Regions from separate parts of the Homo sapiens genome. Here regions 1 and 3 are each linked to region 2. A link is a loop called in an ENCODE intact Hi-C map of the cell type or tissue named here. Cell type or tissue: PC-9. All regions are shown on one strand. Region 1 overlaps ARHGEF37 (Rho guanine nucleotide exchange factor 37). Region 2 has its middle 13 kb from the start of CSNK1A1. Region 3 has its middle 76 kb from the start of HTR4.

The links. A loop is a pair of places that touch in the nucleus more often than their neighbours do. Peaks named below come from ENCODE experiments on the same cell type or tissue, not always from the same donor. Only the 100,000 strongest peaks of a DNase experiment are listed, where the experiment ranks them.
Region 1: it touches region 2 in a loop (10-fold over the local background); 16 of 110 quality-filtered maps call a loop at or near these places.
Region 3: it touches region 2 in a loop (6-fold over the local background); 12 of 110 quality-filtered maps call a loop at or near these places.

Annotation. Positions count from the first base shown.
Region 1 is chr5:149,615,295-149,623,294 of GRCh38, reverse strand. ARHGEF37 (Rho guanine nucleotide exchange factor 37) reads right to left here. Exons shown (of 13, transcript NM_001001669.3): 5 at 6,529-6,728; 6 at 4,989-5,119; 7 at 4,253-4,357; 8 at 2,831-2,941; 9 at 1,233-1,562. Among named protein-coding and RNA genes, the nearest start is that of ARHGEF37, 38 kb to the right of the region's middle. RefSeq lists enhancers at 4,937-5,206, 5,337-5,466, 6,337-6,406 and a silencer at 7,183-7,383. In PC-9, CTCF peaks have their summits at 4,183 and 4,393 (motif pointing right); a DNase peak (open chromatin) is centred at 4,224; H3K27ac peaks cover 1,936 bases.
Region 2 is chr5:149,560,074-149,568,073 of GRCh38, reverse strand. It overlaps a transcript of ARHGEF37 not described here. Among named protein-coding and RNA genes, the nearest start is that of CSNK1A1, 13 kb to the right of the region's middle. In PC-9, CTCF peaks have their summits at 2,897 and 3,099 (motif pointing right); DNase peaks (open chromatin) are centred at 3,183, 5,253, 6,083 and 6,593; H3K4me3 peaks cover 975 bases; H3K27ac peaks cover 4,746 bases.
Region 3 is chr5:148,726,940-148,734,939 of GRCh38, reverse strand. No RefSeq gene overlaps it. Among named protein-coding and RNA genes, the nearest start is that of HTR4, 76 kb to the right of the region's middle. In PC-9, CTCF peaks have their summits at 1,175 (motif pointing left), 3,616, 3,822 (motif pointing right), 5,517 (motif pointing right) and 2 weaker places; DNase peaks (open chromatin) are centred at 1,149 and 3,809; H3K27ac peaks cover 339 bases.

The sequences.
Region 1 (8,000 bases), 55 kb before region 2:
AGCAGAAGGCAGGCTCTGAAAAGTACTAAGCACAGTTCCATCCACAGGGCTGCTGGAGTACAGAGGATAGGGAGATGACTTCTCCCCCTCAGGAGATGGGGAGCTCTGAGAGCTTCATGGAGAGACTCATTCATCTGCCACTTGTTTGGGGAGCTCCTACTCTATGCCAGACACTGAAAGTGCTCAGGGACAATGGAGAGGGGCATTCTAAGCTGAGGCAGGTGTCTGTGCAGAGTGGCCACATCCAGCAGCTGTGTGCTGGAGGGGAGGGCTGTGGGCTAGAAAGGTGATGGGGTGGGGAAGGCAAATCTTAGTAGAGTTTTCATGCAAAGAATTGGATGGGGAAAAGCTGAGCTGGAGACTGTGACACACAGGAAACAGTGTGTGATATTAGGAGTATTGAAATTGCTCCCAAGGTGGGACCCAACAGCAATTCAGCTCTCATGTTGACATCTGAGAGCAAGATCTGGAAGCAGTTGGGTGTTCTTTCTTGTATCAACTCCAGTCTTCCAAATTCTAAAATCAAAGTTTGCATTTGGAGGTTTATCCAAACCTCTGTGGAACCTATTTATGCTTTCAGCCGGTAGCTCCTTTTACAGGCTCTTGAGTGTTGTGGTTCAGAGTCCAGGCCCTGGAGCTGAACTGTCAGAGTTCAATGCTTGCTATTAGCCGTGTGGCCCTAGACAAGCTACTTTACCTCTCCGTGCCTTGGCTTCTTTATTTTTAAAATGAGTATAATTATACCTCCTCTGTAGGGTTGTTGTGAGGATTGAATGAGATCATGCATGGAGAGTGCTCCAAACAGGTACATCCTAAATACTCATGAGAAGATGGCTGCTGGAAGTAGTAATAGTAACACCGGCTTGAGACATTTACTCCTTACTGTGTAGAAACGACCTTCTGTCTCTGTCATCAACTTCTAGTACACTCCAGAGATCAGTCCCAAGATCTGCCATTGTATGAGCAAAGCTTCTTCTGCTTCTGAGTTGCAGGACTTGGGAATGGTCTGAAATCTCAGTCCTATCCTTGCTTTCATGGTCTGACTTCACTAACAGAGGGAGACTGGGCATGAGAGAGATCTGGAAGGTTCCCACTGCCTCTTCCTAAGGGCCTGATGACCTGTTTTCAGGCCCATCCTCCCTCCATCCTAGCCCCTACACACAGCTGGCTGATGGGGCTGCAGGGCCTTGCCTGGCTACTCCCCACAGGTGTCCAAGTCTCAGAGGCCTTACCTGGGCCATGCTTCCCTCTGCCCTCTGCAGCACTTGCTTTGCAAGGTCCCTCTGGAGGGTCACGAATGTGCACATGATCTGGCCCAGCCACTGCATGACCAGCTGGTTAAACTGTGGGAGCTCAGCCACTAGCAGCGAGTTGAGTGCCTGGTATGTGTGCCGGGCGGCCTCCTCCTGGTAGGTCACACTGCCCACCTCCAGCAGCTTCTCTTCCACCCGCTCAAAGTCCAGTAGCTTGTCCAGACGCTTCTTGATCAGGTTCTGAGGGCCAAGCAGGGCTTTGGCCAGGCTGCACAGTGGCTGCCACACCAGGCCTTCTAGCCGTTGCTTCTGTGGGGAGACATGAGCGTGGGAGTCGGGAAAGGAGGTGGCAAAGGGCAGGGGCTGTGAGAAGGGGCTTTGGAAGCATGCAGGCCTGGATTCCAGTCTAACTCCCACTGACTAGCTGGGACCTTTAGCATGTTATCTAACTTCTCTGGGCCTCAATCTGCCCATCTGAAAAATGGGGACGATGCATGTAATGAGCTTAACAGAGTGCTTAGCACAGAGTAGGCATTCAATCTTATATAGCACTTTGAATCATTATTATGCAAAGACCTTGAAAAAGTTTTTTGTTTTTTTTTTTGAGACAGGGTCTCACTCTGTCTCCCAGGCTGCAGTGCAGCAATGCAATCACAGCTCACCGCAGCCTACCTGTCAGGCTCAAGCGATCCTCCCACCTTAGCACATGCCACCACACCCAGCTAATTTTATTATTATTATTTTTTGTAGAGACAGGGTCTATGTTGCCCACAGTGGTCTCTAACAACTGGGCTCAAGCAATCCTCCTGCCTTGGCCTCCCAAAGTGCTGGGATTACAGGCATAAGCCACCTTGCCCAGCCTTAGAAAAGATTTTGTATAGAGTGGTGGTCAAGAGTCTTTGGGGCTCAGATCCCAGCTTATCACTGACCATCTGTATAAATGACCCAGGAGGTGACCCCCTCTGAGCCTCAATCTCTCACCTGCAGAATGGGGTTATTCAAAGTAGCCACCCCCAAAACCATATGGTGAGGATTAAATGATGTAAGGAATATAAAGGGCTTAGCATAGAGCCTGGCAGATAGTGAGGCTCAATAAATGTTAGTGGGGGCTATTTTTATCAGGAAAGTGCACTAATAATAATCTCTATGCTGCTGACCACTCAGGAAGATTACAGATGTGGCAATTGTGTAAAGTGCCTGACTTCTTTTTTTGAGAAGGAGTCTCACTCTGTCTCCGGGCTGGAGTGCGGTGGCATGATCTCGGCTCACTGCAACCTCTGCCTCCTGGGTTCAAGCAATTCTCCTGCCTCAGCCTCCTGAGTAGCTGGGACTACAGGTGCACACTGCCATGCCCGGCTAATTTTCTGTATTTTTAGTAGAGACGGGGTTTCATCGTATTGCCCAGGCTGGTCTCAAACTCCTGAGCTCAGGCAATCTGCCTGCCTCGGCCTCCCAAAGTGCTGGGATTACAGGCGTGAGCCACCACGCCTGGCCAAAGTGCCTGACTTCTAAATATTATTCTTGTAAGCTCTACCACCTGCCTAACAAAGAAAGGAGAAAGGAAAGGTTCCACTCACAAATTTCAGGAAGGCCTCAAGGTGAAGGTCTCTTGCCAAATTGCAATACTGCACTGCAGGCCCCTCGGGGATGTCCAGATTGTATTCGTGCGGCCTGAAGTAGAGGAAAGCCTGGACCCAGTACCAAGGAGAAACATCCAATCATGCCTGTCATGGCCATCTTACGCTGGAATCCCCTTCCACCATACCTTGAAGAGGTTTTCCAGGCTCTCTACACACCCCCAATGAGAGGGACACACACAGCTGATTCTATTCTCACACAGCTTAAGTGATTAGAAAGTTCCGCCTTAGACTGAGTCAACATCTTTCTCCTCATTCCAGTGCTTCTTGAACTTCATACATTTACATGCCACCTTTGTGGGGTTTTTTTCTTTTTCTTTTTTTTTTTTTTTGAGACAGAGTCTCACTCTGTCACCCAGGCTGGTGTGCAGTGGCATGATCTTGGCTCATTGCAATCTCTGCCTCCCAGGTTCAAGCAATTCTCCTGCCTCAGCCTCCTGAGTAGCTGGGACTACAGGCGTGTGACACCTTGCCTGGCTAATGTTTTTCGTATTTTTAGTAGACACAAGGTTTCACCATGTTGACCAGGCTGGTCTTGAACTCCTGACCTCAAGTGATCTTCCCGCCTCGGCCTTCCAAAATTCTGGGATTACAGGCGTAAGCCACTGCACCCAGCAGTGCGTTTGTTTTTTCCCATGTCCATATTCCACATGTTCTATTAATACTTTTCTCTAACTTTTCCTATTTACATCAATGCATTAAAAAAATGCCCCATAGCATTTAAATCTTCATTTAATTAGTTGCTCACATTGACGCATCAGGAGATGTCATCAAAAATCTGAAAAATACCTGAATTTCCAGGTGTGTTTTTCTTAAAGTCAGAAGAACTGGGCCCATATTCTCACCCAGCAACAACCCCCCAGAGCTGAGGAATAGCTGCTCCTTTAGATTTGATTCATGTATTCATTCATTCAGCCCTTCAAATTCCAAATATTATTTTATATTTAAGTTCACTGAAAAGTCTCATAAACAGCCTGTTAGACACTAGGCTCCTATTGCATTGGATTGCCTGTTACCTGCACACTTCACTCAGTAGCATTACCTGCCTGGCCCCTTTAGGCACCTGTTTGTCTCCCCTGCTCTAGGTGCTGGTCTGGCAGAGTTGCTCTGCGGGGCTCTGCTTCCAGTGAATTTTGGCCCTATGTGGTAGGAACTCCAATGGGCTCGGAGCTGCCCCCAGTATAATGGCCTGGGGCTGAGGAGTGCTGGCCAGCATTCTCCAGAAGAGATGAGACAGGATGACCTCATCTGGTTGGTTTCTGAGGCTGGTGCCTTTCCCAGCTTGTAGGCTGGGCCCTGCAAGCCTCCTGCCAGGGGAACCCAGCCCAGACTCGCCCTTTATGAACCCTGCAGTGTCCTCACCTGCAGATTGTCCAGGTAAGCAGCCACGTTGTTCTTCAGCTCAGTCACACACAGAGACACCCACTGGAACCTCTCTTCTAAATCATCAAATTCCTTGTCTTCTGTCTGAAAGTAATGTGTGTGAGGGTTGAGAATATCCACATGGGGGCAGTGTACACCGGCTTCAGTGTTCCAGGTCCTCACTGGGACAACCTTTCCACAGACTCGCCCACCAGAGCTGGTTCTCGCAACCCCAAAGCTGAGAGGGTGGTGTAGCTCAGTGGTTTTACATTCAGAGCATGGAATCGGATACACAAGCATGAGCCCCAGTTCATTGGCTTCCTAGCCGTGTGACTCTGGACAAGGGTTTTACCCTCTCGGAGTTTCTGTTTTCTCATGGGGATAGTGGGAACACTTATTTCATTGTGTGAGCATGCTTGGTTTCAGAGCAGGCACTCCACCAACCTGTGCTGCTAGAAGTAGCTATTTAGGGCTGGTCCTTTGCCCAAACCCAGAGACCAGCTCTCCTATCTGTGTAAATAGGCCCCAAAGAGAGTGGCCCAAGACACTGGAGAAACCCCTCCACTGGCTCTTCAGAATCAAGTGGGGTGCCACCTCTGCCTCTTCCCAGCACCTCAATCTCTCAGCCTCCATTGCCTCAGTTCTGAAAGGAGCCTAAGTCCCCTGTCTACCCACTGTGCAGGGCCTGGCCTTGGGGGTGGCTGGATGTGACTCTTCCTCCCAGGCGCACGCTCACCCTGGGGATCAGCCCCGCCTCCTGCTTCAGCAGCTGGCTCAGCCGGGTGGTCTTCTTGGAGAGGGTGTGTGTGTTGATGCGGGCCAGCCGCTCCCGGAGGGTCAGCTGCTCTACCTTGGTGTACTTGGAGGCTGCAACGACAGAGAAGAGGGGAAGCACGGTGATCAAGCCAACTCAGGAAAGTGGATGTCACGGACATGCCCGGCTGGGCACCTGCTTGGGCCCTCTGCTCCATCAGGGTCACATTCATGAGGTTAGTGAGTCACACAGGAAAAGCATAGGGTCCTCTGTCTGAGGTGTGAGCCCTGGCTGAAGAGCTTCCTGCCTGCTTGACTTTGGGAAGTCACCACTCCTTGGGGCCTCAGTTTCCTCATCTGTAAAATGGGACCAGCCACCTCGCAGGATTGCTGGGAGAGTCACCTAAGACAGAGGGTCTGAATGAACTTCCTAAAGAAGAACCCATGGAGGAGAGATTTGCCTGGGGTCCCTCAGCCACTTTGAGCCAGGCCAGCTGGGAGCCACGCTTCCCGGTCCTGACTCAGTGCTTCCTACTGATCTGTCGTAGGATGGAGAAGCAGGTGGGGAGGAAATCCAAAGCTGCTAAATATAGTATAGCATGGTGGTGAAGACTCCAGGCCTGAGTTTGAAACCTGGCTCTGTCCCTTACCAGTTCTGCGACAGGAAGCAAGTGATGCATGCTCTCATTTTACCTGACTGTGAAATGGGGCTAACAGGGCCAACCTCAGAGGGTTAGTGCAAAGACCAAATATGACAATGAAGGAAAAAGCATGGCACAGCTAGCCCTTAGTAAACATTAGCTGAATTGCCATTTTTATGTTGTCTCAGTCATGTAATTGAGTTTCTCTTAACTTGAGACACTGTTTCGTTTTCCAAACCTTTCTGTTTTAATAACCTGAGAGGCAGGCTCCCCAGATATATGCACAGCTCTTTACCTCCCCACTATTGATTTCTCCTCCACAGTGTGGCAGTCATGTGGTTTGGATGAGATTGATCTCACTTTAGCTCAAGGGGTGGATTGCTGACTGATACAAGCCAATTTATATAATTCCAAACCCCTGGCAACAGTGATTAATTCAAAGAAGGGCACATAACCCAGACCTAAGCCAATCAGTTCATGATGCCCTAACTTTGGTGATTAGTTCAAGGTAAGCACATGACCCAGGTGGGTCCTATCAAAGAGAAACTTTGACTTAATTTTTGTGGCTAAGGGGGAAAAAACCCTGCCTTACCCGGGTAAGTGTGGTGTGCAGCTGTGAGTCTTGGAACAGCCACAACTTACTATTATGAGGCAAGCCAGCCTGAAGATGAAGCTGATACAGAGTAAAGAGCAGAGACAAGGGAGTTACAGGGAACTGGAGCCAGCACCCTGATCGAACCCTACCTAAAGCTTGCATTACCTCTGGATTTATAGTTACATAAGCCACTACATTCTCTTTACTGGTGAAGCAGATTTTAGATAAATTTTCTGTAACTGGAAGCATTCCTACTAATGTGTCCCCTTAAATGCCCAAGTCCTTACCCACTTCCTTGCGCATCTTGTACTCATTGATATTGGTGTTCACGTCCTGGAGGGCAGAGACAGCCCTCTGAAGGACAGGATAGGCACTGGCATCAGGGACTGTGTTCTCCAGGATTTTCTGCAGCAGCAGTGGGTACCTGGTGATCCTCTGCAGAGGAATTACCAGCAAGAAACTGAGGCCTGAAGATCCAGCTTGCGGCCTGAGGGAGAAGGCTGGTATTAGGCAGGTAAATCCCACCCTCTGGAGGACCAGGGGGCCTGGGCTGTAGTCCTCACTCTACCATTTAGCTCACTGTGTGATCTCAGGCAAGTCACCCCCTCTCTGCGATCCTCCAGTTCCTCATCTGTAACTTGTGAGTTCTAGATGTTAGGCAGGCAGTGACGGTTCTGGGCCTTGGTTTCCCATCTGTCCCAAATCCAATGTTCAAGCTCTCTGCCCTCAGCTTGCTCGGCCTCTCCACAGCAGACACGACTGACTACACCCTTGCTCTTGAAACACTTTCTTCTTTTGGCTCCAGAGACACCCTCTGTCCTGCTTCTCCTCATACTCTGCAAGCAGCTCTCTCAGCCTCCTCTGCTGGCCTCTCTCCAATGCCGGAGTGCCCTGGGTGTCCTCTCCTCCCTCTCTCTCCACTTTCTCTTAGTGACCTCATTTGGTCCTATGGCTTTAAACACATCCCAAGCCCAGATCTCCACTTCCAACTTCTGTTCCAGAGCTCCAGACTGACACATACAACTAGATCCTTGACATCTCTGCTCAGATATGTCCCGAGCGCAGCTCAACTCTGTGTTGTGTATCCACATGATATCTTATTTAATAGAATGGTCTGCTGCCTTAAAGAAATGTTCGTGTTTTTTTGTTTTGTTTTGTTTTTTGAGACAGAGTCTCACTCTGTCACCAGGCTGGAGTGCAGTGGTGCGATCTCGGCTCACTGCAACCTCTGCCTCCCAGGTTCAAGTGGTTCTCCTGCCTCAGCCTCCCGAGTAGCTGGGATTACAGGTGCACACCACCACGCCCAGCTGATTTTTTTTTATTTTTAGTAGAGACGGGGTTTCACCATGTTGGCCAGGATGGTCTCAATCTCTTGACCTTGTGATTTGCCCGCCTCGGCCTCCCAAAGTGCTGGAATTACAGGTGTGAGCCACCACACCCGACCAAAAAAAATGTTCTTAAAATCACGGGAACTTAATTTTTAGAGATTTATTTAAAGTATTTAGGGGTAAAAAGTCATAATATCTATAATTTCCTTCAAATTAGCATAAAAATAGATAAAGCAAACAGCAAAATGTTAACACTTGTTAATTTTAGGTGGTGGGTATGTATCTATCACATTATAGTATTTTTCTATAGTTTTGAAACTTTTTATGAAAAAAAGTTAAAAAAAATGATTGCTTGAGGCCAGGAGTTCAAGACCAGCCTGGGCAACATAGCATGACCTCTGCTTCAAAAAAAAAAAAAAATTAACTAGGCA
Region 2 (8,000 bases):
CTGTTAAGGAAAAAAAAAAGTACGTGTGCAAAAGAAGAACACTAGAATGCACCTTGTGAAGTTGGACTGGAATTAGATGTATATAAACTGATGAGAGAGAGAAAGAGAGGAAGAGATATCTGTTTGCTAAGAGGTCCTAGAAGTAATGACAAACCAATAGAGATAAACACATTTGGTACCCAGATCTTGGTTTCTAAAATACTACCACTCTCCACTAAAAGGAACCAGGGATCCTCAAAGAAATGGCTGATTCCATGGCTAAGGTAGAGAAAGTACAAGAAGGGCCTGAAACAATTTATGCCGAAAAGAAAGTGTCAAAGAATTAAGGGGACATGTTAAAAGAACATAGGAGCCCAAAGGACACAGGAGTCAGCTTGAAGGGACTGTCACTGACCAAATCTGGATAATTTAACCACGAAAATAAACGTTAACAGGTTATAATCCATTAAGTAAAATAATAATCCATAAGTTCATACTGATATAAATAACTGGATGTATAAAGAAAGAAATGAAGAAGAATGTAAAATTCAACTAATAAATATAGAAGGAGTGGTATATTTAGAAAAACCTTAACGGATGCCACAGTGAAAGTTTAGTGTGGAACAGTATATTTATGTAGTCTCAAAATACCTTGCCACACATTACTTATTAACAAACAAAGGGGAAATGGTAACTTTGAAGTGGAATAACTTTGTGGACACCACCTTAACCAAAAGATAAAAGCTAATGTTATCAATACTGAGATATGCTGGGTTGGCATAATGTAATTTTTGATATGATGCAAAGGAAAGGACACAATGTTATTTCAGAGGTATTCCTGCCAAAAAGTATAACCTGAATCTCATCACGTACAAACAAAATAAATGCAAATTAAAGGACGTTTTACAGAAAAACTGGTTTGTAGTTTTCAAAAATGTCAAGATGAAGAAACATAAAAGCTGAAAATTCCAGATTGAAGGAAATTAAGATGACAAGAAATAATACAATGTTTGATCCTGAATTGAATCCTGGACTGGTAAAAAATATAAATCATTATTGAGACAATCAATAAAATCTGAATATGGACTATGGATTAGACAATAGTATTGTATCAACATTAAATTCCTTGATTTTGATAAATTAATACAGTTATAAAGAAAACGTCTTGTTATTGGGAAATATACACTGAAGTATTTAATGAATAAGTGACATGATTATATATATAATTAGAAGAGATATATGTACACACATATATACATATAAAATTGAAAGTGGGGAGTAGAATGACATGTAGTTCTCAGTGAGATAACGGTTCTGTTGGATTGACAGAGAAAGCTATAACCATTAACAAGTGAATAAACTGGTCCTTGTCACACACTGGAAGGACAGTGAACTTGAAATTTCATGTCCTGGCTCCTCCACTTACTATCTTTTGTAACTTTGGACAAGTTAACTAGCCTGTCTTAATACTTAGTTTCCTCATTTGTGTGAGCTGGGTATAAAAATCTGGGGTGATAACGATACCCCCAACATAAGGTTTTTTGTTGTTGTTGTTGTTGTTGTTTGGTTGGTTTTTTTGGGGGGGAGGATGGGGGGGTTGAGACAGTCTCGCTCTGTCACCCAGGCTGGAGTTCAGTGGCACAATCTTGGCTCACTGCAACTTCTGCCTCCCAGGCTCAAGTGAATTCTCCTGCCTCAGCCTCCCGAGTAGCTGGGATTACAGGTGCCTGCTACCATGACCAGCTAATTTTTGTATTTTTAGTAGAGACAGGGTTTCATCATGTTGGCCAGGCTGGTCTTGAACCCCTGACCTCAGGTGATCCACCCACCTCAGCCTCCCAAAGTGCTGGGATTACAGGTGTGAACCACCTCGCCTGTCCCACATAGGGTTTTTGAAGGTTCAATGAGTCTAAACTTCTTCCAAAGCCATAGATAAAATAGAGTTTCTGGGCCAGGCACGGTGGTGCAGGCCTGTAATCCCAGCACTTTGGGCGGCCAAGGCGGGTGGATCACCTGAGGTCAGGAGTTCGTGATGAGCCTAACTAACATGGTGAAACATTGTCTCTACTAAATATAAAAAAGCCAGGCGTGGTGGCACATGCCTGTAATCCAAGCTACTTGGCAGGCTGAGACAGGTGAATTGCTTGTACCTGGGAGGCGGAGGTTGCAGTGAGCAGAGATCGCACCATTGCACTCTAGCCTGGGCAACAAGAGGGAAACTCTGTCTCACAAAAAAAAAAAAAAAAAAAAAAAAAAAAAAAAAAATTAGAGTTTCTGACATTACAAAGCTAAGACCAGATTGTGGAATCACATGTCCTCACCAAGTCATGATGACCATGAAAGGCCCTGTCTGATCAGTAGTATAGTCTAGATCTAGGCTGTAAACCTCATAAGGGCTGGGGCTATCTTTTTTGTTCTTCATTGCAGTCCTGGCACTTAGTGCAGTGACTGGTCCAAAGTGGTATTCAATAAATAAGCCCAGTGCTTACAGCCTTAGAGACATGCCTCATGGCTATCATTGCTGGTGGCCACCTAAAAGGCTAGGTATATTTCAGTGTCTCTTGGTAGCCAGTATGCTTTTGCCCATTCATAAATATATGTTGTATAGTAGATAGTAGCACTGATCTGGAAATCTGGAAAACTGGCTCTGCCATTATTTTGACTTTGTCCCCTGCTGCCTATGCCTGTCACTCATTAAGCCACAAAATATTTACTAAATACTTATTACCCAGTGTGCTAATGCTGAGGACACAATGCAGATATAACTATAACAGGACTTATTCTCTGCTGTCATGGCTCATCGGTCCACTGGGAGAAACCAGTTTATAGCAATTATAATACAGTGAGATGGCACTATACTAGAAGGAAGAACAGGGTGCTTTGGGAGTAAATAAAAGGCCCCGTTTTTCTTATCCTGCATACATGAATTGATGTGCCCTAATTTGGTCCTTTTCATTTACCTTGTTCTGAAAGCACCACAGGTTTGCTCAATCTCCTAACACTTGCCTGGCTCCTCAAATGTTATTTTGGCCTCCTTGACTGTAGCTCCTTGCTGGGTATTTAACATCTGACTGTCCAGATTCAGCTTTCTGGCTGTGCCTGATGCTAGGCCACAGAAGGCTGGCTAGAATAACAATTACTGATCATATCCTCAAGATGGCAGCATTGTATAATCATTAAGATCACGATGTGCCATGGGTTCATTAACATACCTTGCTGTGCCATACCATGGGATCTACTAAGAGGATGTCTGGGAGTTGTTTTGTTTTTTTGAGAGAGTTTCACTCTTGTTGCCCAGGCTGGAGTGCAATGGCGCGATCTCGGTTCACGGCAACCTCCGCCTCCTGGGTTCAGGCGATTCTCCTGCTTCAGCCTCTTGAGTAGCTGGGATTACAGGCATGCACCACCACGCCCAGCTAACTTTGTATTTTTAGTAGAGACGGGGTTTCTCCATGTTGGTCAGGCTGGCCTCGAACTCCTGGCCTCAGGTGATCCACCTGCCTTGGCCTCCCAAAGTGCTGGAATTACAGGCGGGAGCCACCGCGCCCGGCCGAGGATGTCTGTTTTTATATCTTCCCTTAATCTTGAAAGAGATGAGCAGTTTCCTTCCCAGGGTGTTTTGTAGTCCTGAGATGCATAAACGGGAGAAATGAAAAAGCAGGTTCTTTGGAGTAAGAAAAATTTGAGTTCAAGTACAAGATGCAACCTTGAGTCATTTAGTGCACCTGGGCAAGTTAAGTAAGATATCTGGGCTTAAGTTGCCCTATCTAAAATTTAAAACAATGAAATTATTTTCCCAATGAAATTTTTTTATGATATAAGATAACATACGTAAGACTAATATTGTATAAAGCACTGTATAAATATTAAAGCACTTTGGGAGGCTGAGGCAGATGGATTGCTTGAGGACAGGAGTTCAAGACCAGCCTGGTCAACACAGCGAAACCCTGTCCATCTCTACTAAAAATATAAAAATTAGCCAGGCGTGTTGGTGCATGTTTACAATTTCAGCAACTCAGGAGGCTGAGGCATAAGAATTGCTTGAATCCAGGAGGCGAAGGCTGCAGTGAGCCAAGATCGCGCCACTGCACTCCAGGCTGGCCGACAGAGTGACTCTGTCTCAAAAAAAAAAAAAAAAAAAAAAAAAATTTAAACTAATTATTACCTATGCGTGGGAAAATCAATCAGTGTAGATGAAAACTCAAACTCAATATCTTCACGTTGATTAGAAGAAAGGTTCTAAAACCTTTAGAATAATCTAGAAATTTTTATCTGTTTCCTATGACACATCTGAAAGTCTACAGTGATGACCTTGTCAAAAGGAATCTTCTACACGAAGATACCAGAAGTGGTCGTGTCATAGTTGTTACACTTTCTTATTTTTGGCTTTGGACAATAATTGTAAAGTTTCTATTTCAGCTGAAAGCTTGTCTCCCTCCCCCAGGAAGGTTAGAGAAAGTCACCTTTGGCTTGAATTGCCTAATAATAACAGCAGCAGAGTATATTTCTAAGAGGTTTATGGCCTAAACAAAGTGCTCTCACATATCCTATATCAACTAGGGCAGAAGCTATGGCAATCAATGATACAGTGTAGGACACAAAAAAATACAGGCTAAGAAGAATGACAGAACTTGAAATCCTAAGCCACAAATCATCAAAACATGGCTTGCATATAGGTTAGAGGGGGCTAGAAGGTAAGTAGAAAGAGTCTTAAGTCTATCATTTGCCTGGCCTACAGAACACACACAAGGAAGCAAGATTTAGGAGCTCAGATCAGGTTCGGAGTCTGACAGGAAGCAAGAAGGGTGTAGAAAGGCTGGTGGGTAGCTAAGGTTTAAATAGGTCAATTGGCTTTAGAATCTGACAGGGAAGAGGCAGAAGAAATGAACACTGATGAAGCAGGAATAAGCAGCATTGTCTAGGAAGGATGGCTGGTGGGGACAGGAAGACAGAGGTGAGTAACCGGGATCAGACAGCTGGATCAAGGAACTGGACAGCACACCAGGAACTGCTGGGTTTGAGATTCAGACACGATGAAGATGGGTGCTGACTCTCAAAACTGTGGGAATTCAGGCACAACTGGAAGTCAGACCCTGATGGAACACCAAGCGGCAGAATTGAGATTTATTGAGCTGCAGATGAACTATGTAAATGAGCCAAGGGGGGAGGGGGATGATTTAAGTCAAATGTAAGCCTACTTAGGTAATCTCTGCTACTTTACTCCCCATTCAGATCTAGAACAGGCAGAAAGCTCTGGACAGGACATGTTCCCTGTAAAAGTAAACAGACATACATCATAGAACAGTGGTGTGGAATGTAAGGAATCCTTCTCAAAAAGCTGGTGTTCTTGGCCGGGCGCGGTGGCTCACGCCTGTAATCCCAGCGCTTTGGGAGGCCGAGGCGGGCGGATCACGAGGTCAGGAGATCAAGACCATCCTGGCTAACACGGTGAAACCCTGTCTCTACTAAAAATACAAAAAGTTAGCCGGGTGTGGTAGCCGGGTGGGCCCTGTAGTCTCAGCTACTCGGGAGGTTGAGGCAGGAGGATAGCGTGAACCCGGGAGCTTGCAGTGAGCCGAGATCGCGCCACTGCACTCCAGCCTGGGCGACAGAGCGAGACTCCGTCTCAAAAATAAATAAATAAATAAATAAAAATAATAAAAATAAAAGCTGGTGTTCTTGGGTAAGCTCTGGCTTCCTCACACCTACGATGGATACAATAGCTGCAGTTACCTAGCTCTTATACTGGCCAGGAAAAACACAAGTCAGTGAATCACAAAATACTCTATGAACTATACAGTGCCATATAAATACAAACTGACTTTTTATGCTTTGTGGATTAGGGCCCTAAAACCCAAAGTTCTTTTTTTGCCCAAAGTTCTTTTTTTCCCTACTCAGCGCCCTGGCTCTGTTCACTGCAGAAAGTCTTTTTGCAGTGGTGTTGGGCTTAGCCAGGCTGAAATGGAGCAGTTAGTTCATTTTCTGTGATAAGTATCAGTGCTTCCTGGCATCAGCATGGAGAGTTAAGAGTTAACAGGATGTGTTCTTAGGACCAGCTCTCCTCAGGAATGGCAACTCAAGCATCTTCCAAATTTAGTCTCACAAAGAAGAGTTAGATTACTATAGTGAGTAATAATGAGTCACGAGGAGCACAGTTTCATGCCCTTGCTAATGAACAATGCAGAGGAAGAGAACAGGGGCTGAGAAAAGAAAGGGACATAGAAATTGCAGAAACTCCAAAATACTATAAAATTCTTCCAAATAAAAATAGCTAACACAAATATTCCAAAATGCCACATATGACAGCACATTTCCAGGAATTAATGGTTGTTGTGATTAAAATAGAAAATTTAAAATACAATTTGATTATCTAAATATTGCCGGGACAGACTGATTAGAATAAGGTAATGGGAGTGGGATAGGAAACACAGGCGAAATGCAGCATTTAGTCTTTTTTTGTGCTTCTCAAGTCCTGGCCTTATCAGTAATGTTTTCAATGAGTAGATGGAACATTGATGACTTGAATTTCCTCCCTGTCAGGACATATCTCTGGCATTGCATATATTACACTGCAGAGTGTTCATTGCAGACAAACGAGTTAAAGCCTCCGGCATTATTTCACAGTAACTCTTTGCCAAGGATTAGACTACGTTGAAGAGTAAAAGTCATTTTGTGTTTTCCCTTTATGAAAATCTATGCAAGGACTTTTCAGACTAAAAGAGATTTACAGAGGTCACTTAAGTAATGCCCCTCCCCCACCCCCAGGGAAAGCTATACTGAAAAGTAAGGTATAATTATTGCCTTTTTTTTTTTTTTTTTTTTGAGACAGAGTCTTGCTCTGTTGCCCAGGCTGTAGTGTAGTGGCGTGATCTCGGCTCACTGCAACCTCTGCCTCCCAGGTTCAAGCAATTCTCCTGCCTCAGCCTCCCGAGTAGCTGGGACTACAGGTGCTTGCCACCACGCCCAGCAAATTTTTGTATTTTTAGTAGAGAAGGGGTTTCACCATGTTGGCCAGTCTGGTCTCGAACTCCTGACCTTGTGATCCACCTGCTTTGGCCTCCCAAAGTGCTGGGATTACAGGCGTGAGCCACTGCACCTGGCCAGTATCTTCTAATTTCTAACTACCTATCTATTGGTATGTTTTGCGGTTAGAGAATCTGATTTTCCTAACATTTAAGTATTAAAGAGCACAAGTCAAGATCTGCCTGTCAGAATTTTACATTTTATCTGAATTTTAAGAAGCTGTAAAAGACAAAGAGTATGTTAGTTTCTTCTTTCTACTTCAAAATATAGGAGTCATCATCAATAAATGGCACAATTTTTTTTTTTCTTTGAAAGTACAAACAGGGTTTTACCACATTGCCCAGGCTGGTCTCAAACTCCTAAGCTCAAGTCATCTGCCCCCTCGCCCTCCAAAGTGTTGGGATTACAGGCATGAGCCACCGCACCCAACCAATAGCACAATATTTTTAAAGCAATCTTAAAATCTGACATCTTTTAAAAGATTACAACATTGAAGTCCAGGAAAATATTTAAGGTAGAGTCACAATTAAAATCAGATTTCCTGACTAAGGTCAGGATAACATTTTCTGACATAATTTAACCTGTCCTTAAATACCCAACTAAAGGGATAATTTGGTTTCTCTTCTCCCACCCCAAAATAATTTTTAAGAATAATATAGGCCAGGTGTGGTGGCTCACGCCTGTAATTCCAGCACTTTGAGAGGCAGAGGTGGGCGGATCACCTGAGGTCGGGAGTTCGAGACCAGCCTGACCATCATGGAGAACCTCGTCTCTACTAAAAATACAAAATTAGTCGGGCGTGGTGGCGCATGCTTATAATCCCAACTACTTGGGAGGCTGAGGCAGGTGAATCACTTGAACCTGGGAAGCAGAAGCTGTGGTGAGCCGAGATCATGCCATTGCACTCCAGCCTGGGCAACAAGAGTGAAAATCTGTCTCAAAACAACAAACAAAAAAACAAACAAAAAAACATGAGATTACTTTTTCTCATACTTGGC
Region 3 (8,000 bases), 830 kb after region 2:
ATTAGTTTGCTTGGGCTGCCATAACAAAGTACCACAGAGTGGGTGGCTTAAACAACAGAAATTTATTTTCACACAGCTGTGGGGGCTGGAAGTCAAGAGCAAGGTGTGGGCAGGTTTGGCTTTTTTGAGAATTATTTCCTTGGCTTGAAGTCAGCAGCCTCATGTGGTCTTTTCTCTGTGCTTGTGCACCCCTGGTGTCTCTCTGTGTGTCTGCATTTGCTCTTCTTATAAAAACACCAGTTAAATTGGATTAGGGTGCACCAATATGACCTCATTTTACCTTAAGTGCCACATTAAAGGCCCCATCTCCAAATACAATCATATTCTGAAGTACTGGGGGTTAGGTCTGCAGCACATAAATTTAGAGAGAAATACAATTTGACCCACCACAAGAACTTTCTCACTTTTTCTTTTTATAGTAGCCTTGAGAGAGCAGCCAGGACACACATCTTGCAAGTCTATTCATTCATTCAACAAATATTTATGAGTACTTACTAAGCGCTTGATGCTGAAGATGTAACAATGAAGAAAACAGGCAGCTTCCTGCTCTTGTGGAAGTTAGGTTCTAGTGGGAGAGACAGACAAAACATAGTAACAAATAAAACAATCACAGACTGTGAGAAGTAGAAGTAAGATAATATAAATAGTGCTGTGATAGAAAATAAAGTGGGTGAGATTTTTGGTAGGGTCATCACGGAGGGCCTCTCTGAGGAGGTGACAAACATTGAGAAAGATTCCTTAAAAATGCAAAGAGCTCGGGAGAGGAAATTGCTCAGCAGAGGAAACAGCAAATGCAAAGGCCCAGAGATGGGAAAGAGCTCAATATGGTCTAGACACTGACTAAATGCCAGCGTAGTGGAGGTATCAAGTGTAATGTGGAGCATGGAGTGAGATGGCAGGAGCGGGATCGTGTGGGGGCCTCTTCTGCCTTAGTTAAGGAGTTGAGAATTTATTCTGAGTGCAAAGGGAAGTCACAGAAGGGTTGCTGTCAGAAGGGCGGCATGATCTGTTCTGCAGTGTGGGGGATGGGTTGGCAGAAGAAAGGTGTGGGAGATGGGGAAACTGAGTCCTACAGGCGATCACTTACTGGCTTTCATTCACACAAGTTCCAAACGGCAGTACTGGTCAGGTACTTACATTACATTCCTATAAACATGGAGCAGGGCGCCCTCTGCTGTTCCAAGTAATTCTTAATCCACATTGATGGCAAATCTAGGAAATGAAGAAAGAAAACTCCCCGACGCTTAATTATGGAATATACAGGAATCCTCCAATCACATTTCCAAAATTCATACCAAAATTTTGAGGTGAAGAGAAGGGGGCCTGAGGAAGCTCCCAAATAACAGGTTGACTGTTCTTAGGAAAGCTGGGTTGAAGATGAAATCGACTGGCCTTTTTATTTTTAAGAGTAATTAATCACTTGAATTACTCTTACTGTTTTCTAAAGAATTATACATGCTCATTACAAAAAAATCAGACACTACACCAACACAAAAGCAACACATTACTCCATATTTTACCATGTGGGAGTAACAAGTACTTTTGATGAATATTACTTTAGACATCTCTCTGTGCCTGTATATGTACACATCCTGTTGGATAAAAACGTCCTCAGTAGAGATCCCTCTAAAGTTAAAGACATTACTGAAGCATTTTTAAAAACGGACTCATTTTTTGAGCCACACATTTCAATTTTAGTTATTATAGATTGTCTCAGTGTTGTAAAATAGTGTTACAAAACATAACTCATTGTTTCGTTTTTCCATTTTTCTTAGCTCTGCAATGCCTTCTTTCATCTTCTTTATTTTATAATTTATCTTAGAGGTATTGTTTTACGGAATTCATATTCTTAATGAGCTTTTCTCTCTCGGCAAATGTTTCCTGCAAAGGGTCAGGTAGTAAATATTTTAGGCTTTGTGGGCTAAAAGAACTTGGTCACAACTGTTCAGCTCTGCTATTACAGCGTGAAAGCAGCCAGAGACAATACGTAAATGAATGAATGTAGTTGTGTTTCAATAAATGTTTATTTACAAAAACAGGAAGTGGGCCACATTTGGCCCACAGGCTGTCATTTGCTGACCCCTGTTACAAAAGATAAGATAATTACTGTTTACTCTTCCTTTCATCTCACTCTTTTCCAGGTTTTGCTTATATTATTTTCACTTTGTTAGGACTTAATGATACATTCCCTTATACTACCTTCAAGGCCACACAGGATTAGCCTTAGCTGTGAAATTAAATAAACATGGTGTTCCACATGAGTTCTTTTCATCACAGCTTTTTCACTCGAGTTCTTTATTATTTTTCATCTCTTGTTCGATGGGATTACTTGCCAGTTGTGTGTAGTTTGGTTTTGTTTCAAAAAGAGTTCATGAGTATTATATTTCCCGAGCTCTTGCGTGTCAAAAAATATCTGCCCTTTATCTCCATGCTTGGTGACACCCTAGCTTGGTACAATATTTTTGAATCATGTTGTTTCTCTCAGAAGTTGGTGGTCATTACTCCATGTCCCTTGGTACTGGAGTTGCCATGGCAAAGCCTTGAAACCACTTGACTTTTTCCCCCTATAGGGGCTGACTTGCCGTTTTCTGCCTAAATGTCAAATTTTTTTCTGGATTCTTAACACTTAACAGTTTAACCAGGAAATTTCCCAATTTAGACCATTCTGTATCAATTTCTCTTGACATAATTGTCCTCTTTTTTATCCATTAATACCGTTCTTCTTTTCAGAAAACTTTTTAGGTTATATCTTTGAATTCTCTTTTTTCTTTCCTTGTACTCTAAGGATGTCAGTTGTCTTCACGTTGGATAATTTTTTCTCTCTGTATCTACCTTTATTTTAATTGCTTTGTCTTTTCATCCTGCATTTTCTATGACTGTCCCCAGCCATCTCTCCATGACATTTGCAGCTACATTTTTCTCTCCTTTGCAATTTATAACTTATTACATTTATAACTCATTGTTTTGTTTTTCAATTTTTCTTAGCTCCACAATGTCTTCTTCCATCTTCTTTATTTTATAATTTATCTTAGAGGTACTGTTTTACTGAATTGATATTCTTAATGAACTCTTCTCTGTAATTAAGCGTTCAAAAAGAACTTGCACTTCACCTTTGAGTTTTATTTTCTTCCTGAGGGTTTTTGGTTTTGGTTTTGTTTTGCCTTTTTCTTGCTTACTACTTATTTTGTAGTAGCAGATTTGCATAATTTTGTACTGTTTCTTTTCATTTTGCTCATGCTTAACAGGGAGCAGTTTTGTTTGTAGTTTCTGTAAAATGACGCGGATGGATTCTCCTTGATGTCTTTCTCACTTTATCTGGAACTATCGTGTCTTCTCCTCACCAAAGAATCAGTTTCAGAGGTGGGTGTGGCTTTCTATTTATTTTTTAATTAAAGCATATTCTTTTGAATTCTCAGTATTTCGTTGACTACCTTTGCTTTTGGGAGAAGGGCTGGCCTTAGAAGTTGTACCAGTCATATCAGAATCTTTCTTTTCATGGATGCCAAACCTTATGATTCAAGCAGTACCCTTTCCTCTCTAGCCGCTAATGTATTATTTGGCTTAAAAAATAACCATTTCATCAGGTGGGGAAAGAAGTTTCTGTGATCCTGTTTTGCTCTGCTATCTTTACGTGGAGTTGGGTGTTAAAGCAAGAGCCAGGTGCATTTTTGGGAGGAATTAGTTATGAAAAGAAACAGACCAGATGATTTTTGAAGTTTCTTTTAGCTCAACATACTGAGATACGACTATTATGACAACAGGGGTCGCCCGACCGTTGAAAATTACCAAGTTCAACAATGTAATAGTAAGAGGCATTGCAATTGTCAGACCACTAGAGGGCAGATCTTGGCCACAATTGGAAGTAGTCACAGTAAATAGTTACTATTGTCAAATGAATTGTGCTGGAGCTCCTTTAAACTTTTACAAAAAAATCTGAAAAGGACAAACTGCAGGGAAACCGAGCTCAAATTATCTGACAGTTGGGGGCTACTCATTTGTAAAAGGGGTCCCGTGATTCTCTGTCTTGCCATCTGTATCCATCTCCCCTTAGGTGTTCACTTTTGCCAATCCCCCCGTCATCCAAGCTTGAAAACTAGTAAAGCATGCCCAGATCCTCCATTCGCTGTGCTATTTTCCAGCTGGCAGGTAGAAATTTGAAACACCTCGCCCAGAGTTACAGCCGCCCAGCTCATAAATGGTGAAGACCTGAAATGGAGCCCACCTTGCTGGCTCCTGTGCCTTCTGAACACCTCTCCAGGAGAGCAAGCTCTTGTCACTGATACTTCACTTCTAGCATTGAAACCGCAAGAGAAGCAATACCAGCAAGAGATGAATCAAATCCTCCCTTCAGCCCTTGCTGTTGGCAGCTCCCTATGGCATTCTGAATCATTACCCTGGACAGACTTTTGTGACCCAAGGATAAGCCTCCTTACAACAAAGATAATAGAAACCTGCCTTTGCTGCCAAGGATGTTTCATTTGTCTCTCATACTGGGTCTTGCTGCTGGAGGTAACATTTGCCAGCATAAACTTTCAGCCTGCTGTTTACCAAATTCCTCTGTACATCACTCATCATGCTTCACCAGGGAATTCAAGGCTTATTTTGCCCTCCTGGACTGCTTTCCTAGCCTTAAGTCTTTGGCGACACATTACATCACATACATGTAAGACAGATGCCTGCTTTTCCCTCCACTCAGGGAAGCTCTGAACCCACGATGTCAGTAAAATCCTGCTAAAGTTTTCAGATCAGGATGTAAGTTATGTGCTCTGTTAGTAATACAAATTGGGAGTATCCTTGATATGACTGTGTCCTTACAAGAAGAGATGTTTTATTTTCTTCATGTAGATTTAGTTTGGGCTATCCCAGAAAAATCACTGTTTTCTCTTGGGAAATATGTTGGCTTAAATATTGATAGATCTTCCTAAGACCTGATTCCTCCCAACAGGCAGCAGGCAGATCTGATGTTTTGTTTCAGCTGAGCTGTAAACATGATCTGCAGCTGGTGTGGTTTAGTTCACTGTGGATTAAAGTGTTCTGTGTCCCCCAGTCAGATGAACATATGTAGAGAACTATACTTTCTAGTGGCCTTGTCTGGAGCCCAGAATAGTGGAAAGGATATGTTTTTATTGTGATTTATTCTATCAAAGAAATAAATTGGGCCTTAAATTAGGGAAGGGGGTAGGTTTGCTTTTTCATTCCTCTGGGGCTGAAGCAGGTAAGAGTTTGGACTCAATGGGCAAAAAAGACAATAAAATTCTCATGGGGGAGATGAGCCAGTTCTTGAAAGGAAGGAAGGAGGAAAAACACTCTCAGACCTATGGATCATAGGAGTGGTTCTATCTCGTATCAGTTACAAATTTTCATTTTCCTTGCATTATTATCAATATTTCAGTAGACATCAGACCTCACAGCTTAGCATGTGCTGGGTTAAGGAGAATTAGGAAAAGGTCTGTGTTCTTCTGGCATGGGCTATACCAAGACAGGGGCTGTGTCCCTTGGGCTGTGTTCTTTGAGAACATCTTGCAAAAAGATCCTGAGAAACAGTTGTGAGAGGTGACCAGCAGAGGGGCCTACAGCAGTGGTTCAGAGTAAGAGATGGCCAATGATAATCAAGGTGGATTTGTTATTGTGTGAACTATTTCCTGAGAATTCTCAGGAGTAAGAAGGAGGATAAAATATAGCTATTATACAATAAATTGATAAAATATTGAATGGGGGTTTAGATAGAATTATTTGGCTATTAAGCAGAAAGCCTCCCTTGAATGCTAAAGAACCTTGAGAAATTATGGGTACATATTGCTAGAGCTTTCCTCTTTGGTTTTCTGTGGCTTTATATCTCCTAAAATAAACTCACATGAAAAAGATTGAGATCACTGTTATTGAGAAGTTCAAAGAAGAAAATTTTTAATTGCATGATTGATTTCTGTGTGGATTATACCTAAAGACAGAGAAAAAAAGCAGAGTGAGTTCCATTGCTAAACAAACATACTTTTAGTCCTAGAGGGAAATGCAAGATGCCTGCAATTCAAAGAATAAGGTTATTAAAACTAGAAGCATATTTGGAGAAAATGAAACCAAGTAGGTAGCACAAGGAACAGCCTATTTAATCTTTTAATGGTTTCTAAAAGGTAATGGGAAAACCTGGTATCTTAAATGAAGTGAATTTAATGTTATTAACCTCCAGTTCCAGGTGTATGGAATAAAAATACAAATCTCAATATAGATGTAACTGGCTGTTGCCGTGTGACCCATGTTAAGTAAAGTACTCAGTATAAGAAATATTGAAAAACTGATGAATGAATAAGCGATTTGGGGAATAATTGGCAAACCATTTGGGAAAAAATTATCTTAGAGCCATATTTTATATGATGATACACTAGATAATTGTTTTTAACCCACTGAAGATGTTGCTTCCTTCCTGTGGTGATAAATTTAATTTCCTTTGGGAGATAACCTCTTCTGTATATGCAGTGTGGGTGGGACTATAAATTCTCTGCCCTTTTCTGGTCACAAGGTGGCTGTCGCCGAAGTCAGGACAATTGGAGACAGTTTCAAGGGGCTGTGAATGGAGCAACAACAAGAAAAAACACTCATTGAGCACCTGCTCTGGCAGAGATCCCTGTTCCCATGGAGCTTACATCCTGAGGAGTGGGGGTGGAGATGGGTCGAGGACAGTGAGTGTTCCTTCATTTCACTCCTGTATTCTTTTCAGGTCTGCCGGAGCTGCGTGATCTTTCCATCTCCAAGCCAAGCTCCTCAGGTTTTACTTCAATTACATCCACTCTCCCAATTTTTCCAACAAATATTATTTTTGCTTATCTCGAGTCAACTTATTGCTTGAAAACAAAGATGTCTAGTAATTTCATATGGCTTAAAGAAGTGATTTGCAAGCTTCAGATGCAGAAGAATCACCTAGAAGGTGGTTAAAAATACATGTTTTCATGGTCCTTTGGAATAACTTTGATTACTAAGGTCTTCCAAGGGTAATGGGGATGGGCGTTAAAACAAACAAACAAACAAACAAAACAGGTAATCTGGTGCAGGTGATGCTCAAACCACTCTTTGAGAATCACTAGATTAAAGAGTTAATTGATTTTTCTTAAGCATAGAAAGACAAGTAGAAAGTAAAACTTTTATAAGATGAATACAGGGATGACAAATTTCTATTGCTTTGAAGTAAATAGAAACAACTACAAAGGAAATAATATTGATATACTCATGTGAATAAACATTAAACATCTGTAAATTAAAAATTAAAATTAAGGGATAAGAAGCAAGACAGAAAATGTTTTTCATCAAATATGACAGTCTAATATCTATAATAATCTGTGATGAGCTCATTTAAAATTAGACATAAATGGATAAAAGGGTTTATTTTCTATATGAAGGGGAGCACAAATAGAAACACAGAAGAGTGCAAATGGTGAAGAAACACGAATAGTAAAGAAACAGAAATCAATCATGCAATGATTTTATATTAGCTCATGAAATAATCAAGAAAGTGAAACCAAAGTAAAATAAATCATTTTACACCTGCTAAATTAATAACAACAAACAATTCCGAGAAATGCCAACACAGCACTAGCTAGGTTAGGCTACAGTTGCTATACTCAGGCCCTTTTGTGGCAGTTTAATTGAGGTTGAGAAAACTCTCAAAAAGCCGTATTTCCAGAAATAATGAAGGTTCTCCGTCTTCTCTATTCTTAAGGTTTATGAAACCTAGAAGTCAAGACTTCTATTTTAGGACTTATTAATATAAAGGGTTAGATCCCAATTTACCCAAAACTTTAGGAACCCATCAGCCCCTCAGATCTGAGGCCAGCTGTTCCTTAGAGGACTAAAGGCCAATGTTCAACACCTCCCTATGCTGGGGCCGTCAGATTTAGCTCATCATCATTATCATCATCATCATCCTCAAACACATTCAAATGTGTTGCAAAGCACACTTATAATAAAAAATTACTCACTGCTTATCTGACATTCAAATTTAACTGGGCACC